Linked DNA regions of Homo sapiens: regions 1 and 3 are each linked to region 2. A link is a contact called in ENCODE Hi-C or POLR2A ChIA-PET data. All regions are on one chromosome and are shown on one strand. Each heading gives the region's core, a stretch centred on a gene start or an enhancer-like site at or near the end of the contact. The rest is flanking DNA. Distances are from core to core; before and after follow the strand shown. Region 1 has its middle 49 kb from the start of CWC15. Region 2 holds the start of SRSF8 (serine and arginine rich splicing factor 8). Region 3 has its middle 22 kb from the start of SESN3.

Region 1 (4,260 bases), core at 525-3,024, 140 kb after region 2:
ATTATATAGTATATGCATGAGCCCTACAAGGAAGATAACTTTATTTCCATTTCAGAAATGAGAAAACTGAGGCTCAGGGCTGGGACAGATGCAATGTGAGAACTCACACACAGCCATGAAGTGCTGGGGCTGGATTTAGAACACAGTTCTAGGTGACTACACAGTCATGGCATCCTGCTTCCCCTGAGGGTCTCTCTGTGTGTTCATTTGAGGGATCTGCAAGCCCAGCTCTGCATGTGGTGCCTGACACCCCCTTTGCTGCTAAACACTGAACAAGAAAGCAGGCTCTCCACCAACCTCAGCAGGGCTTTAGCTATTTGTAAGGACTCAAACCCACCCCTGCACACACCCACCTTCTTCAGCCTTGTGTAGGGCTCACCTCCTCCAGGAATCATTTTAGTATTGACTCTACCTCATCTGGTCTCCTCCTCAAATTGTATTAGCCGCCTGTCATGCTGACATCCTGTATACTTGTGTCATTCAACTGTCCTATATAATCATTCACTAAGTGCTGGGGCACAGCAGTCTTCAATTTAACTTAACCAGAGCCCTGAAAACAGCAATGGTTAAGAAATTCCCTCCTACCTTCCCCACACTTAGCTAAGACTTGCTGTCCACTCTTTCTCATGACTCCCTTAAGACTCTCAGTGAGATGAAATCTACTGAAAGGCCAGACACAGACCCTCCAACTCCCTGTTTTTTGTCTCATGAATGATTAACTGAGACTAGGAGTTTGTCTCCCTGAAACTAATTAGGCACAGAGATAAGCATTTCCTGTTCAGCTCACAGAGCCTCCCTCGATGGCAAAATCATCTCATCTGTAAACCACCCCACCTGTAACCCACCTACTCCTCCCTATAAAAACCTAAGGCAAAGCCACCTTCTGCAATTGATATGGTTTGGCTCTGTGTCCCCACCCAAATCTCATCTCGAATTGTAATCCCCACGTATTGAGGGAGGGAGGTGATTAGATCATGGTTGTGGTTTCCCCATGCTGTTCTCAGGATAGTGACTGAGTTCTCACGAGATCTGACGGTTTTATAAGTGTTTGAAAGTTCCTCCTTCGCTCTTCTCTCTCCTGCTGCCTTGTGAAGAAGGTGCCTGCCTCCTCTCACCTTCCTCCATAATCATAAGTTTCCTGAGGCCACCCCAGCCATATGGAACTGTGAGTCAATTAAACCTCTTTCCTTTATAAATTACCCAGTCCCTGGTAATTCTTTATAGCAGTGTGAAAACGGACTGCTACAGCAGTGCTCTGGCCTCGGTTCTGGGGTATTCTCCCTGTTGCAATATCTTAAATGAAGTTGATTTCTTTAGTTGTTTGTTTTTTGTCTTTGATAGAGGAGAGAGACAATAACCAAGTAAACAAAGCAGGTAATTTCTGGTAATAGGTACCATGGAGATGATAAAACAGGGTAATATGGCAGGGAGCTGAGAAGTTCAAGACCTGCAGTTGGCAAGCTGGAGAGCCAGGAGGGCCAATGGTATAGTTCTGGTCTGAGAGTGAAGGCTTGAGAATCAGGAGAGTTGATGATGTGGGTTGCAGTCCAAGTCCAAAGGCAGAAGAAGACTGATGTCTCAGCTTGAAGGCACCTAGGCACCATGGTGGGATAAAGCAAGGTAAGAAAATCCATATGAGTAGTGAAAAGTGCAAGGAAAAGAAAGGAGGGGGATGAAGAAAGAGAATAATAACACCTCAAGGAACAAAGCTGCGTAGCTGCAGAGTCGCCCTCTGTTCTGCCTGCACAGGGCTGCCTAGGATGTTTATAGGCCCCAAACGGTCTTATTTAACCCATTTCCTGTTTAGAAAAAAAAAATGCAGCTCGCTGCCAGTGCTAATTTAATTTTACATAAACAGGCTCTTTGAGGCTGAAGCAAATCTGACTAATTTTTCGAAGTGAAAATGAAATATAAAAACTGTTCTTGGAGTTATTTCTAAACAGAACTTGTCTCTAATCCTAATGTAACAGAAATGTATACAATGTTACATTAAGATTAGAGACAAGAGTATTCTCAGGGCAAATGGGAAATGGGTTAAACGCAGGTGCTAAAGCTCACATGCATGTGAGAGCGTGTGTGGCCTTTACAGGGGGTGTGTGACAGGTGACTGAATGTGTTTAAGATGCAACAGGCTGTGCATGATTTGAGGATGTTAAGAAACTTTAGATTGGTATAGCCTGTCAGGCATAATTACATCAACTCTCTTCACCATCTCTGTCATGCATGCTGTCATGTCTGTCCCAGATCCCATTCACCCACCCTCCTGCAGCGAGTGCTGGCTGCTAACAGCTTGCAGCTGCCTCATTCTACAAAACGTTGCCCTGTCCAGCAGAAGCCCAGGCTCAGGAAGTCCCCCAACTTGGGGCTGACAGCCAACAATCGACTAAAGTGGGAAACCGAAGGCAGCCCTCTTGCCTTAGGGTTGGGGAAGGACAATTCTGCGGTGCAGCTGATGCTCCAGAGCCGACCTTTGCATCAGGCTGAGGACAGACTTCACCTGACATCACATCTTTGCCCAGCCCTTTCTCATTCCCCACCCTAGTCCTTCTCCCTAGCCTCTCTCCCTTATGGGTTTCACCCGAGAAGACTCCCTCATTAAATGACGTGGGCCCAAATCCCTGCACTGGGCTCTGCTTCCGGGCAACCTGGCCCAAGGCACACATGTCAATTCTTCTAACAGTGGTTCAGGCTAGTCTCTGGGAGTGTTAGTCCTCAGCCCATTCCAGAGGTCCAGAAGAAAATACAGATACACGCAAAGTTTGCAGCATGCCTCTACCTCCACCAACTCTTTCAGCCAGAGGGCAGCTGGCAGTGGAATGCGCACCATTGCCAGGGCTAAGCGGGATCCAGACCTTGCATCCTTGCCCTAGGCTTGAGCACCTGTCCTCCACCATGGCCCAGCCCTCAGTCCAGCAACACCCTCTGATACGTGGTGAGGGTGCCCTTTTTCCTGCTAGGCTGCCCTCCAACTCTAGTCAATAGGATGAGTCCAGAGCCCTGAATTCCTGCATTGCATGGCCCTTTGCTGTATTAACCCCCATGTCTGCCTGGAACTAGAGGGTATCCCTCCCCTCAGTTCAGTCTTACCAGAGTCATTATTTTCAGCTTCTATTTTGGTCTATGTGGAAATATTCTTTGGGCAATGCCTTAGGTTTGTTTGCCCTCCACATTTCAGGGGTCTCTGCAGACCAAATTTGGAGCATGGCTTCTGGCTCTGCCATTTACTAACCCCATGATCTTGGCCATGGTTGCTTCAGCTAATAAAAGAGGGGGGCTCCAATTGTACCTGCTTCAGATAGGTTAAATGAGACAATGCATGTAAAGCACCAGTGCCTGGCGCATGGAGAGAACTCCACATATGCAGGTGACTCTTAGTATTGCCACTGTCTCCAGTAGCAGCAGCCACAGCTTGTTTACCACCCCACAGAATTCAGAAAGCACCTTCACACTGAGGATCTGATTGGACCCTCACCACAGTCTCACTAAGCGGGTGGGGTGAGGTCTTGCTCCCAGCTGGCAGATGGGGAAGCTGTGATTGGAAGATTGCTCTGCTTGAGGTTACACAGCTGGTACACAAAATCAGATCATTCCTTCCTAGATCTTGTATTCCACCTCACTGCCTTGCGTCCAGCCTCCTGGGCCTTCAGTGGGCCTGGGCCATGTGTGGTCAGGGGAAGGGAGTATGTGATCATGGGAACTTGGTGTGTCTTCTTGAAAGGAGAAGTGCAGAAGAGACAGTCTGACAAGCGGATTCGGTGGTTCCTGTTTCTGTCTGGGCTCTGCATCAGTTGTCCTCCCTTGCTCTCTCCCTCTGTCCCTCCTCTATGCAGGCATTAACACCCACAGCATGCAGACACAGGGCTGCAAGATGCTTATTTATTCATTGAGAGCACATCAGCTGATTCCTTCTCTATCTGCCTGGAGGAGGCAGGTCAAGATGTGCCGACCTGTGCCCTGTCACTCCTGGGAGCTGGATTTGCTGGCCATACAGATATCCACAAAAAGAAAGCAGAAAGAAGATTTTCCTTAGGTAGGAGAGTACCCCGGAGATATGCATAAATGAATGCAATGTAATTTGCAAAGAAAATGCACAGAGGGGTGGGAAATGGAAAAGAGGTGAGATCTCTTTCAAGCCTCTGGTCACCATGGCAACAATGGCACCTTTTTAAAAAAAGGATAACTGATCATTTCAAGTCAGAGGCTTTTTTTTTTTTTAAACACATGAAGACATACTAGATCCCAGCCTCTTCCATAATCTGG
Region 2 (4,267 bases), core at 1-2,500:
CCTCTTCTTCCAGGGACGTTGCTTCCATAGACTGAGTATGTGATCCTTTTCCCCCAAGTCCTCCATCACGTTGCTTCCTGATGCATCATTTTCTTAAGAGGACATCTGTCCTTCCTCTTCAGGAGACTTGGGGGGCCTCTTGGATCGCGACCTTGACTTGGATTTCCTCTTGGATACCCGGGGAGGACTCCTGGTCATAGATGAAGACCTGGACCGCGAGCGAGACCTGGAGACCGAGGAGGACTTGGATCGTCGCGCAGAGCTCGATTTGGAGGTTGATGCAGAGCGAGAGCTAGTGGAGGACCCAGACTTCGAGTGAGACCGGCTGCTGTGATATCGGCTGTAGCGAGAGTTACTGTAACCAGATGAGCTGTAGTGAGATCCGCCGTAGCGAGATTCCCTGTAGCGAGATCTGCTGTAGGGAGAGCGGCTGTAGCGCGACCGGCTGTAAGGAGATCGGCTGTAGGGAGACCGGCTATAGCGAGAACCCCTATAGCGAGATCGGCTGCGGGACCTGGAGCAGCTGGGACCCCGGGATCGGCTGCGGTGTCGCCGCCTGGGGCTGCGGCTCCGCCGCCCGTAGCTGCGGCTCCGCCGTCCGTAGCCGCCGCCTCTGGACCTGCCGCGTGGCTCTCCCTGGCGGCTGCGGGGCAGGTCCCGGCGGCCATAGCGCGCCACCTGCACCCGCAGCTCGCGTCCGTCCAGCTCCGCCCCGTCCATGGCGGCCTCGGCGTCTTGGGCGTCGCGCCGGTCGTGAAAGCGGACGAAAGCGAAGCCCCGGGGCGCCTTGGTGTGGGGCTCCCGCGGGATGTACACGTCGCCCACGCGCCCGTACTTCTCGAACACGCGCCTCAAGCTGTCGGGAGAGGTGCGGTAGGTCAGGTTGTCCACCTTGAGGGTGATCATGCCGTCCACGTCGGGAGGGGGGCGGCCGCAGCTCATGGCTCCGAGAGCAGCCCGGGCCCGGAAACTGGCGCTGCTCTGGGCGCTGACGGTGCGACCTGCGTTTCTTTCTCGCGGTTGCGCCCCGCGTGGGGACGCCGGGAAAGGCCGGGCGGAGAGGCGGGCGGCGGAGCTCCGCAGGGAGCGCCCTGGAGCAGCAACTTCCGAGTTCCCAATTTCAGGCCAAATACTCCAGGACCCAGAGGAAGGTTTCCTTTTGGTAGCTGAACTCCAAATGAAGCCAGGCCCCGAAGATCCTGGCCTTGTACCTGGGCAACATCCTAACCTAATCAGCGCCCAGCTAATGTAATCACTGGGCTGGATTTACATTAGACGTCCCACCCTCCCATGCTCCTCCCTATTATTCTACGTTTTAAACCAATCTTAAGAACAAAGCTAACTGATTAAAGGTCAATTTATGGGAACAGGCAATCCAGACAAATATTAAACAAAAGAAACCTAGGGCAACAATATTAATATCCAGTGTATTGATAGGATCAAAGGAGCACATTTCATAGTTATTGAAAAGAAAATTCACTAGGAAAACATTACAGTGATGAACTTAACGCACCTAAACACATAACAGTGACACATAGCCAAGACTGAGAGTTATAAGGTAAAACTGAAAAATCTGCACTCATGATGGAAGTTTGTTTTTTCCCCGTAACACCGTTTTCTCAGAAATCAATAGTGCAGAGAACAAAACTAGTAATGCTATAATAATTTGCACAACAAACAACAATTTTGATCATATAACCTGCAACAACCAAAAATATATAGAAAACAGAAGAATTTCCCAATACAAGACTACAAAATAAATGTCAATTAAAATTTAATAGGTCAATAAATTCAGCACATCTGGACCTCAGTGAAATAATATTGAAGGTTAAAAATAAAAAACCTGAATCCAATCATATTTACTTGAAAATTAATAACCACATTTCTAAAACTTTTTTTATGTTGAAGTCAAGCAATTAGTAAAACAAAACCAAAACAAAAAATAAAACATTAAAATAAAAATAGAATTACAAATAAAAGGGACAATATGTTTTTTTAAAAAGATGATTAATAAAACTGAAATCTAACACTTTTAAAGAAAAAAACAATCTAGCAATACTGATGAAGAAATACAGTTTCTAAATCTGGAAAGGAAATATACAGAAAGGGCCTAGAGCATCTTGGAGTGCTGGAAAATAAGGATGTGATAAATAGAAAACAAACAAAAGCATTGATGGGGTAATTTTAGAGGGGTACAAAAACCAATAAAACAGCTCCCAATGGCCAAATCTTGAACAATTTAAGGAACAAACTAAAATACTACTATATCATATTCCAAAATATAAAATAAATATTAATCTGTGCTGTTGTAAATAAATGATTAAATAAATTAACACATTGGAGAAAAGAGAGAAAACTCCTCTGCAGGAGAATTCTAAATTAATTAAATTAATTAAAACGTTGCTGATTTTGAAAATGTTATGTAACCTTATATACATAGAATTGTGCTTTTTATATTTTAATGTATTTTGTGTTTTATTTCCCTCATCTATGTGTTCCATGTAGCTGTACTTGATCCTGTTACCTTGCCGTAAGGCATTCAATGGTATAAATGTTTGTGCTGTTGATGGGCACTTGGGTTGTTTCCACTTTTGGCCTCTTACAGTGTTGCTCAGAACATGCTTGGACATGTATACTGGAGCTCATGTGTCCTCTTAGGTATGAATGGATCCCTTGTCACAGAATACAGGCAGCCCACTGTAACCTCTGGCTTCAGCATCAGTGAATTCAGCCAACTGTGGGTAGAAATTATTCAGAAAAAAAAAACAATAAAAATAAATAGAACATAATACAGTAAACAATTATTTACATAGCATTTTCATCATAATGTAAGTAATCTAGAGATGACTTAAAGTATGTTGGAAAATACGTATAGGTTACATGCTCATACCAAGCCATTTTATATATGGACTTGAAAATCCTCAGAATCCTCAGGGGTTACTAAGGACCAAACCCCATCCACCTGCAGAATATCAAGGGACAACTGTATGTGAATTCAAACTTTACCATGCCTGATTGTTTTTCAACAGTTTTTATCAATTTACACACAGGATAGCTGTGTATGAGGGTGCTCAGTGCTCTTCACTTTTGCAAACCTTTGGTGAATATCAGACTTTTTAGTTTTAGCCAGTTAGGTGAGGGCATTAAGATTTGTTTTACCTGTGATTTCGTCCCCACACAACAGCCTGGGGTGACACAGTGAGATTTTGTCACTTAAAACTTAAAAAAAAAAAATTCATTTCCCTAACTGCAAATGAGAGTGAGTAATTTTTTCACGTTCATTGGCCATTTGGGTATTCTTACTCATAAGCTGCCTATTATGTATTTTGTCCATTTTTCTATTGGGTTGGCGTTCTCTGCACTAGCTCTTTATATATAATGGATATCAGCTCTTTGCTGGATATGAGTAATACAATATCAGTTCACACTCCTTGGTTTGTCATTTCTCTCTTTTTTTCATATCTTTTGATGAACAGAAGTCCCTCTTTATTTCTAATAGTAAAATATTATTTAAAATAGCTAACATACCTGGTGACTATAACATGGCAAACACTGTTCGGTTTACTCTTGGTACAATAAATCATTTAATTCTTATGACCTATAAGAAGATTCATACCTCTAATTTTCAGATGACAGAACTGAGTCATTGAGACATTAAGTCACTTGTTCAAGGCGGTAGAGCTAGCACTGTTAGAGTCAAATATTTAAATGACAACCCCCAAAATGATGCCTTAAAACAAAAAAAAGACTTCTCCCTTATCAAACTGTAATATTTGAGCTGATATCAACAGTACCTCTAAGCACAGATACTGAGACCAGACACAGATACATGTACAGTTGACCCTGGAACAATGAGGGGATTCAGGGTGCTGAATCCCTGTGCAGTTGAAACTCCTCAAATACTTTTGACTCCTCCCAAAACTGAACTACTAAGAGCCTGCTGTTGACTGGAAGTCTTACAGATATCAACGGTTGATTAACACAGATTTTGTATGTGACATGTACTAAATACTGGATTCTTACAGTAAAGAAAACTAGAGAAAAGAAAATGTTTTTAAGAAAATCATAAGGAGGAGAAAATGTATTTACTATACTGTACTATATTTATGGATACCTTAACCATTTACAAGATGAATAGCCTGTCTGAAATGGCTGGCAACCTCACTGCAGACCTCAATGTACCCTACACATCAAGCAATTCAACATTTTCTTATACTGTCGTGACTTTTCTCTGCTTCTTGGGAACATTTCCAGCATCACTAGTGGC
Region 3 (4,258 bases), core at 69-2,568, 190 kb before region 2:
TGAGAGATTGTTTATCTTCACAACCGTCCTTGGAGCTAAGCATTACCCCAGTTTGCACCTGTGGAATGGAGAGGTGGCTGGAAGCACAGAGCTGGGATTCAAAAGCTGGGAAGCCTAAACTCTGGAAGCTGTGCTCTCTCCTCCAGCATATTACCAACCTTTGAATGTAATGTCGGCTTTTCTTTAAGGAATATTCTCAAATCCAGCCTTCTTCATATTTCAGAATAGCCCGTCCCTAATTAGCTCAAATTAGCTAGCTTTGTAAACCCTTTTTCATTTCAGTAATGAGGAAAACGAGGCATTCAGCCAAGAAGCAAACTGTAGAAGGATAGGTTGCAGCAGGTCTGGGCTAATAAATTGCAGTACATGGTGCTTCCTGAGACCTACCAAGGACTCTGAAAGAAGACAAGATGAAAAATCACTCCCTCTCTGAGATATATATTTTCTTTTGGAAAGATGTGTTTTCACCACTCACAGGAAAAACTGCTTTCTGGCCTTAGATAGCACAGAAATTGTCCTCAGATAATGCCAGTGAGGAACCTGCCTGGGAGGTCTAATCGACCTGGGATATGTCATAGGTAATGCCGGGTAGGTAGGTTTAACCCTTCGATTGCACCCTTTTCCAATACTGCTGTCACTGCCCACTAAGATCAGAAAAACTGACAAAATTTTGGGAAATAACTTCATGTTTTCAGAAATGCTACAAAGCCCTCTCCACTCCCACCCATGAGACAATGTCTACAAGTCACATCATATCCTTCCAGCTTAGACTTATTTTTAAAGCACACACAAAACACACTTTAGTGTAATTGGAGAATTAGCACTTTTGCCCCAGAAATGAAACAGCTGTTGATTTCCAGGCTGCTTGTCATTAGAGAGAAGACTTGAAACATCAGAGGCAAGTTCAAACTCCCTAAGAGGCAGTATTGAACTTTACTTGTAGCTCATGTGCCAAGAGCTGCCCAGCATCACTATGCATGAAACAAAACAGGTTTCAAGCAATTATAAGACACAACATATAAATCAAGACTTTAGAATCTTTATTAATGCTGAATTTTTTATTCCAAAAAAATACTTTCAGGAAAACAAATATGACTCATGACTTATGAGACTGGCTGCTTGGATGCAAATCATCTTAACTGCTTGCACACTCCTTGGTACCTTTTCAGCTAAAGAGCCATTCAGCCTCAGCTTCAAGTGCAGAGGAAGTGCAAATAACCCCTGCACTTCAGAGCACAGCTTGCTTTGCTAAGAGACAGTTGAGCAAAATCCCAGCACGCTCTGATTCATTCTGCCTGCTGATTGGTCGTTCTCCCTGGCTGCTGACATCATCCTGTTGCTGGGTGGAAAACTTATGCAGCACAGCCCTGATGCTGACTTCTGATTCTTGTGAAGGGGACGTTGTACTCAACAGCGAAATCAGATTGTAGCTCAAATGGAATTGGAAGATATCTTTTTTGTGTGATCACTTCAGTCATCTTATGCCTCTTAAATTATAGCGCCCTCCCAACCCCCATGCCGTAATCTAGCAAATGCTATTGTGTGGCACTTTCTCTTCCAAGCCACCCAACCCCCAACAGCCTCTAGAATACAAGAGAATAAGAAAAAAACCTTATCGTTTGCCTTCGACTGTAGGTGGAAGATGTCTTACACATCTCCTAGATGGGGCTGGCCTTCTGATTAGTTCATTTGCCTTTACCATCAGTATTAAACTATGTCTTCACTTGCTGCAAAGAATTGTGAAGTAATTTTTAGGACTTTCTATAAAAAATGCCTTATTACCTCTCATTTATTTTCCCAGCATTCTGTAAGCCTTAGGTAAACTGGGGAAGTAGTGACAAAGGCCAACTTGTCTGTTGCCCTTTACAGTGCGCAAAGAACTTTTTTATATACAATGTCTCATATGTTCTTTGCAGCTGTCCCATGCATGAGGTACTATTACTTCCCCCACTCTATAGATAAGAAAACAAACCCCTAAATATTAAATCCATTGCCAGCCATATAGCTTGCACATGATGAAGCTGGGCCTCAAACCCATGGTTTTTAATCCTAGTTTCTGAACTCTTTTCACTCAGACATAGACTCTTTCAACCTTGGGAGGCTAAGTGATTTGCAAGAACCAGTGCAAATTAAGTAGCTAAACCAGTGCCAGAACCCAGCAATTCTTGTTCTCCACACAAGGCCTTTTCTTCTAAACCTCTTGGTAGCTCTCAAGACAATGTTAGAGATGCTCTTAGATACACATTTATTTTAGAAATCTTTAGGCTTTCACAAGCTTTTACTGATTAAGTGCAGCTTTGAGGGAAAAAAATAGAAGCCTAATAATTCAGATGCACATTTGCATTTATTACATAAGGCTTCTGTAAGGGATAAGCTTATCCAGTTGCAGGCTTATTTTAAGTTTTAATGGAATGATTTTGACAGATCAGAAATAGCAGGCTTAGTAACCAGCTCGGTAACTTAGATGTCAGAGACATTTCCATGGTGGATAGCGGGGCTCCTTAGCTCTCAGGACACACTAGATTTCTCTTGTTTGTCTCTGACTGGGATGATTAACCACCCTTTGCTTGGCTTTCATCTTTCCTGGCACAGCTTTGTCTTTCATCTCATTCATTGCTCCAAACCCTTCTTCCCTTTAACTTTTAATACACATACAAAATATTTCAGCTTCCCTCAGTTATTTTTACATAAGCAGAGCAGGAAAACATGGATATACTTCACGGAGCCTGCCACATCTGGTTTGCTCAGGTACTCCCTTACCCATCTTTATTTTTAAATGAGACAAAGAATCCTTCAAAAAAGGCTTAGGAGACTAAAATGTTGGAGGAAAGGAATGAAAGAATGGGGGGGGCAAAGATTACTCAGACATGGAGGTGAATATTTGCATTTTCTATCTTGATCTTTGTGACAGCAGCAACACATAGTGTGGTGACTTGTATTTCACAACGTACATAGCTGCTTCTGTATACTTTGCATTCTTCTCTCATTTTCCCAGTAATTGCCTTTTTTCACTGTGGGGCTTTTTGTCCCCTTGACCCCCAGGTCTCCTACTTCCTGTGTATGACTTAGGCACATGTAGCTCACTCTAAATTTCAGCAAAATGTTCTCTCTGAAAGTGACTTCTTTTCACACCACTCAGATCTTCACATTTTCACTGCCTGTGGAAATATAAACTTACTGATTTTTGTCTTTCTGTGTTATTTGAAGGTAACAAACAATTTGTTGTGCTGAAAAACAGAATTGTTGTCTCATAGACTCCCCAGAGTGATGGGCAGTTCCTACATCCAGCTCTCTGGCTCCCTGTTCAGTGGACCTACCACACCTTTGTTCCTGCTGTCTGTTTTGCCTGAAATGTGTGTCTTAAAATATGGCACAGTAGATGCTGAGCAAAAACAACAACAAAATCCTATGGTCACATAGTTAGCGGCAGTTGAAACTGAAATTAGACCCCAACCTCACATGATTATTAAACGAACATTTTAATGATAAAGAAAGACATTAATGCAGGCTAAAAAAAAATGTGTGCACCATCCAATTCCAAAACCCCAGACAGGCACAATGACTCACACCTGGAATCCTAGCACTTTGGGAGGCCAAGGCAGGTGGATCACTTGAGGTCAGGAATTCGAGACCAGCCTGGTCAACATCATGAAACCCTGTCTCTATTAAAAATATAAAGAAATTAGCCAGGCGTGGTGGCAGGAGCCTGTAATCCCAGCTACTCAGGAGACTGAGGCTTGAGAATTGCTTGAACTCGGGAGGCGGAGGTTGCGGTGAGCTGAGACGGCACCACTGCACTGCAGCCTGGGTGACAGAGCAAGACTCTGACTCAAAAACAAACAAACAAACAAACAAAAAGCAAAAAACAAAATTCCAGACATGAAAGTCCCTGCTGGGAGTCTGGGACTTGGAATCAACCCACCCAGCCCTCTCCCACCTCATCCATTTCCCCTACCTATTTTTCACTCTGGGAGATTCATTTTGCCCAGAAAGTAGGAGCAAATCAGGTCCACAGCTAGATATTATGTTCTAAGCTAGATGATCTCTAAGGATGCTTCCAGTATGACATTCTGTGACTTTGAGCCCTTTGCAAAATTGTGTGTGGGATTAAGAGTTCAGGCTCTGGAATCAGGTCCTATTCAAACCTCAGCTCTGCAACACACCAGCAGACTACAGGGAGAGACGGAAACCAAGATAAGAGTGGGGATGATTTAACCTCCCTCTATTTCTTTCTTTTTTTTTTAAATAAATCAAGCAC

What was found. Hi-C counts contacts between places; a loop is a spot of excess contacts on that map. ChIA-PET counts read pairs that join two places held with the same protein, here RNA polymerase II (POLR2A). Pooled maps may share reads with other maps.
Region 1: a loop to region 2 is called in a map with no recorded cell type, with 5 times the contacts of the local background. The contact joins the enhancer-like site here to the promoter of SRSF8 in region 2. A Hi-C loop is called at or near these places in 1 of 168 maps with a recorded cell type or tissue (endothelial cell of umbilical vein), 3 of 37 single-sample maps with no recorded cell type and 12 of 50 pooled maps. POLR2A ChIA-PET finds 5 or more read pairs at or near these places in 10 of 52 experiments (BJ, CD4-positive, alpha-beta T cell, CD4-positive, alpha-beta memory T cell and 6 more).
Region 3: a loop to region 2 is called in a map of OCI-LY7, with 7 times the contacts of the local background. The contact joins the enhancer-like site here to the promoter of SRSF8 in region 2. A Hi-C loop is called at or near these places in 3 of 168 maps with a recorded cell type or tissue (OCI-LY7 and naive thymus-derived CD4-positive, alpha-beta T cell), 13 of 37 single-sample maps with no recorded cell type and 15 of 50 pooled maps. POLR2A ChIA-PET finds 5 or more read pairs at or near these places in 7 of 52 experiments (CD4-positive, alpha-beta T cell, GM12878, MCF 10A and 4 more).

What each region holds. Positions count from the first base shown.
Region 1 is chr11:94,922,330-94,926,589 of GRCh38, reverse strand. No RefSeq gene overlaps it. Among named protein-coding and RNA genes, the nearest start is that of CWC15, 49 kb to the left of the region's middle. Within about 2 kb of position 1,774, at least 3 of the 41 ENCODE cell types and tissues checked have a DNase peak (open chromatin) inside an H3K27ac peak, as active enhancers do; they include CD4-positive, alpha-beta T cell and CD8-positive, alpha-beta T cell, where a contact is called at or near this core.
Region 2 is chr11:95,063,902-95,068,168 of GRCh38, reverse strand. SRSF8 (serine and arginine rich splicing factor 8) reads right to left here and starts at 1,250. Exons shown (of 1, transcript NM_032102.4): 1 at 1-1,250. The coding sequence starts at 942. The coding sequence ends at 94. RefSeq lists enhancers at 65-174, 755-944, 669-1,426 and a silencer at 1,195-1,274.
Region 3 is chr11:95,251,516-95,255,773 of GRCh38, reverse strand. No RefSeq gene overlaps it. Among named protein-coding and RNA genes, the nearest start is that of SESN3, 22 kb to the right of the region's middle. RefSeq lists an enhancer at 1,286-1,675. Within about 2 kb of position 1,318, at least 25 of the 41 ENCODE cell types and tissues checked have a DNase peak (open chromatin) inside an H3K27ac peak, as active enhancers do; they include CD4-positive, alpha-beta T cell, GM12878 and OCI-LY7, where a contact is called at or near this core.